Regions from separate parts of the Mus musculus genome. Here region 1 is linked to region 2. A link is a loop called in an ENCODE intact Hi-C map of the cell type or tissue named here. Cell type or tissue: heart. All regions are shown on one strand.

The links. Hi-C counts contacts between places; a loop is a spot of excess contacts. Peaks named below come from ENCODE experiments on the same cell type or tissue, not always from the same donor. Only the 100,000 strongest peaks of a DNase experiment are listed, where the experiment ranks them.
Region 1: it touches region 2 in a loop (2.5-fold over the local background); 2 of 42 quality-filtered maps call a loop at or near these places.

Annotation. Positions count from the first base shown.
Region 1 is chr10:41,517,473-41,519,972 of GRCm38, forward strand. Cd164 (CD164 antigen) reads left to right here and starts at 2,028. Exons shown (of 6, transcript NM_016898.2): 1 at 2,028-2,228. The coding sequence starts at 2,063. In heart, a CTCF peak has its summit at 1,141; a DNase peak (open chromatin) is centred at 1,849; H3K4me3 peaks cover 1,941 bases; H3K27ac peaks cover 1,374 bases.
Region 2 is chr10:41,979,743-41,982,242 of GRCm38, forward strand. Armc2 (armadillo repeat containing 2) reads right to left here. Exons shown (of 18, transcript NM_001034858.3): 6 at 779-855. Among named protein-coding and RNA genes, the nearest start is that of Gm33058, 22 kb to the left of the region's middle. In heart, a CTCF peak has its summit at 1,151 (motif pointing right); a DNase peak (open chromatin) is centred at 1,199.

The DNA.
Region 1 (2,500 bases), 460 kb before region 2:
AAATATTTGATATGCATAATATCTGATATGTGACCCCAAGAGGGTCTAGCACACTAGTTTTCAACTAAGGTTGTTGATTTTACCATTGGGGCACACTGAAAATGTTAGGGGGGGTGGTGTTGGCACAAGGGAAGTGTAGGGTGTTTTCTACCCTCTCCTAGATAGAGGCCAGGTTGTTATTACACAACCTATAGAGACTAGACAGGAAGAGTCAACTAGCCACAATAGCGTCAAAGTTGAGAAATAAGACAATAAATGGAATTTGGCTCCTTTAAACTGAAAATAAAGCTGATTCTACAGCAGTGAAAATGACTTTGGAACTAAATCTTGATCTAGTACTGTATATGCTATTAAAATAAACCGAGCCAGCAGTTTGTTAGTCTTGAAATTGTCCCCTTATAGAAACGAAAGGAAATCTGATGACTATAGTTGGAACACTCAAGTGACAAGCTGTTAAATCAATGGTCCCCACAGCAGAGTGTGTTCATCCTAGGGACAAATGAGATCATCGATTTGGGAGCAGGAAGAGGAGATGGAACATAACCTCTGCTTTAAAATCTCCAAACAGAAGTTCTTCTTTTAGCCTAGGTGTCATGTGAGGCGTTTGAGAGAACAGCAGCTTCTCTAAAGCTCTTATGATGACTATTTGACTGCACCTTAATGCTAAGACCATTGATTTGGTCAGTCACAACCCACTGGCTCATATTTATTTTACAGAGTACACCCACAAAGGAACCACATTAAATTCATTACTGGCAGAAATAAGGGCTTTCAATCTTTCGCTAAAGTTGTAAAAATGCTTTTAGAGTCATTTTTTAAAATGCATACTACAGCGAAACAGACACCACCGAAACATCTGATATTCTTGTTATTAGGGTCACATGCATAATTAAAATTATGACATTAAAATTGTAACATAAAATATGGCAAACGCTAAACAATCAAGACAGCATAGTGCAAAACCCAGGGACTCTTGCATGAGGGACAATCGTTCTACCAAATGAACTACATTCCTAGCTCTACCTATCATTTTCAAGTCTCATTTAAAAAAAAAAAAAAAACCAAAACCACCTACTATAAGCATGTCAAGCGTTGATTATTTTGTGAGACCCGGCATCAGATGGCGCTCACGACTAAAGAGAGCCAGAGTCCGCCAACAGGCACTGAAAATGCCTGTTCTGCCACTATGCTATCCTAGTGTCAGGGTCAGGTCACTTTCCCCAAGTCTCATACTTCGTCGCTCGTGATGTGGGGATAGGAAGAGGCACGAAGGCTTTTCATCCCTAGCCGTCTTCCTCTCTGACCACAGTGATTGGGGCTGGGACAGATCGATCCCTACTGCGGATCTCTGAGTGACTCGGAAGAAGCAGGTGAGGCAAGGGCACCGGTGGCGGTTACGACAAGGAAGCGTCCGGGACAGATCACTTTCGGTCCCACCCACAGCTACGGGCACTGAACCAGTGGCCCGGCAAACTCTTGGATCCCGTGGTTCCGTCATTACTGAGTCCCCGAACTCTCAAAAACAAAAATTCACACTTAAAAATAAATCAAGCTTCACGGAAGAAAAGGCGGCTCCTACAGAGCCCTAGGCGAGCGCGGTCAGCAGAACTCAAGCTCAGCGGTCTCAGAGCCTCCGGGCTTCTTACCCGCAGCGCGCTACCGAGGGGTCACGTGACACCTCGCGGCCCGCCTCCCAGGCGGCGCAGGTGGACGCCCCTCGCTACGTCACGTGGGCAGTTCCATCCTTGCCAGGGCGGGGGGAGATCATCCGTGGTGCAGATGTGAGGAAAGCTCCATTGTGCCGCGCGTGATCCTCCCAGGACAAGAAGGACGGCTTGCGACGCACGGACTGCTGCCCTAGAGGTCTCCGCGGCCGCTTCTCTCCCTCCGGCCGGCTTCCTAGTGGTCTCGCCCGTTCCGCCCCGCCCCGCCGGGCTGCTCACGTGACCGGCGCGCGCTCCCGCGGGGCGGGCTTCTCGGGGGGCGGCGCCGCAGGGACGCAGTGCTAGACGGAGCCTGCTTTGCCGCAGCTTTTCTCCCGGACGCCTGGGCTGAAGACACAATGTCGGGCTCCTCCCGCCGACTGCTCTGGGCCGCCACCTGCCTCGCCGTGCTCTGCGTCTCGGCCGCGCAGCCCAACATCACCACCCTGGCTCCCAACGTGACCGAGGTGCCGACCACGACCACCAAAGTGGTCCCGACGACGCAAATGCCCACCGTGCTACCAGGTGGGCGCCCGCCGCACGCGCCGAGCCGGTGGGGACTCGCGCAACATGGCCGCCCGGCCGGAGGACGGCGGCCCGACGGGGTGGGGGGCGAAGGCGACAGGCGAGCTAGGCCGCGAGCGTTGCCCTCAGAGGCGCCATCCCCCCAAGCGCCTGGTAACTCCGCGCCGCAGCTCGGGACGGCGACGTGGCTTGCTTCCGCGGTGGCAGTTAGGAGTAATTGGACGAGGCGACGCGCCCCGCGGTCGGCGGGGTGCGCAAACTTTGGGCTCGTG
Region 2 (2,500 bases):
AGTGGTATAGTGTAACAAATGTTCCCTGGCTCATTTTTCTCACTGCCTGACTTTGCACCATTTCTAACCATTGGTCTGTATTATTTCATATTTCCTCAGGCAGAATAAAGTCCCTAAAGGGCTTTCATAATATAGTTTCATTTAATGTAACAGACAGCTGTCCTACCCTGACTAGTTTGGTCCAATGTTAACAATGTGCCACATTTGTATCTTTTTCTTTATTTTAAAGACAAAAACAAAAAACAAAAAATCTTGAAGAATTAAAACCTTCTTCATTTAAGTGGGCAATGCTTTTGAACTTAAGTTTAGATTTACACTGATATTAAATCTGCACACAAACCCTCCAGATACCTTCAAGCTATAATTTCTGTGAGTTTCTGTCTACATTGAAGGCAGCAGACCTGGATACTGGTTTAAGACGGCAGTGAAAAATGAAAACTTAGAAAACAAATGGTTTCTGAGCAAGTTGGATCCAGTTCCTGAAGTTGTCGAACAGAGTTACTAAGGGCTCGGTGTGGCACTCTAGACTCTCCTTGACTTCCACCTAACATTTGTCTTTGAAAAACAAGTCACACTGTTTAACAGCACAAAGATCTTGAGAATGAAGGATGCTGAAGGCGGAGAGGCACACTCACCTGCTCTGGATGCTGAAGGCGGAGAGGCACACTCACCTGCTCTGGATGCTGAAGGAGGAGAGGCACTCTCACCTGCTCTGGATGCTGAAGGAGGAGAGGCACTCTCATCTGCTATGATGCTGAGGGCAGAGAGGCACACTCACCTGCCCTGGTTTCCTTCCTGCTCAGGTCTGAGCTGCTAGGGCACGAGGAGGCCCTGGCACGCCGTTTCCCAGGGTCCCTAGGAGGAAGAGCAATGGATGAGACACAGAAGTATTTTCATTTTTATAAACTGCAATTTGTTCATGTCAGGCTTGGAAGAAACTACAGAGACTAGTTTAAGAGATGGGTTTGGTGCCCATTTGTCTGCTGTCACCTGCCTTTGCCTCCTAAGATTTATCTGTGAGAACACAAGTCTGCTGGCTTAACAGTATGAAATATAACACTGGAAAGAACCAAAAATAAAAAATAAATTTAAAAATCCAAAATTGACTGGGGGGTGAGGTAGTAGTGGTAGTGGTGGTTGTTGTTAATGATATGGACCACAAGAGGCCGCTGTTACAACAAGAAACAGAGGAAGAAAACCAGCCAAGGGAAAGCCAGCTTGCTCTGTCCAAGGTCACATGAGCAGGGTCAGCTCTGGAATGCGGAGCTCGGGATTTTTCAACCCACTGTTCTTTCCACTGCACCACAGCACGTCCCATTCCCACTTTAAAACTCAAGTCAATTAATAGTCTCTAAAAATACTCTTAGAAATATTTTAAATGTTAAAAATAAAAAAGTAGACAGTGTATTTGGGCAGTCCTCAGATGAGAAGCGTACGAGTAGCCTGGCTAGCTATGGAGGCACTTGACTCTGCTGCCTGGCTTCCCCACTTACAGCTGACCTGAAGGTATTGCCTTTTAAAGATCTGTATAAATTCCCAAGGTCACTCAGGCTAAAATGGCAAGTCTGACACAATTTCTTTTTGATAATTCCACACACTGATTTTAATAATATTAACAACAATAATCTAAATAATAATAAATATATAAGTTATTATCATTTTGTTTTTGTTTTTGTTTTGTTTTTCAGACAGGGTTTCTATGTGTGGCCCTGCCTGTCCTGGAACTCACTCTGGAGGCCAGGCTGGCAGCAGACTCACAGAGATCCTCCTGCCTCTTCTCCTGAGTGCTTGCCCTTGGTCTTTACTCCACCACCACCCCCCTGCCCCAGATTTAGCCTCTTCACATAACTTTTAGTATTTTTTTTCCCTGTCAACATGTTTTTGGTTTTGTTTTTAAAGTCCAGATGTTTCTCTTTGTCATAAAATAGGGAAACTTGGTAGGACCAATTAAAACAAAAAGGCTCTAATTTTCTGAAACAACTGAATTTTTGCAGCAAGATGTTCCTAGCCAATAAAACAGAGAACATGAAGACAAATTCCCTCAAAGACAGAACAAAAGGACTCAATCCATGGAAAGATTGTCGAAGCAAGACTTCATGAGTTACACGAGAGCAGGGCAGTGGTGGCACACGCCTTTACTCCCAGCACTCAGGATGCAGAGGCAGGAGGATCTTTGAGTCCGAGGCCAGCCTGGTCTGCAAAGTGAGTTCCAGGACAGCCAGGGCTACACAGAGAAGCCCTGTCTTGAAAAACCCAAACCAAAACAACAACAACAAAAAGTTACATGAGACCCTATTTGAACAAAACCAACCCTACACCCTGCCCCCTCCCCCAGCGGATTCACACAGTTAATGGTTGATGGGAGAGGGGGAGAAATTGTCTTCTGTGATGTAGCAATGGGTAAGGCATCCAGACTCCTATAAACAAACCTTCATCCACACTTCTAGCCAACCCTAATGGAACTCACTGGGACACACACACACACACACACACACACACA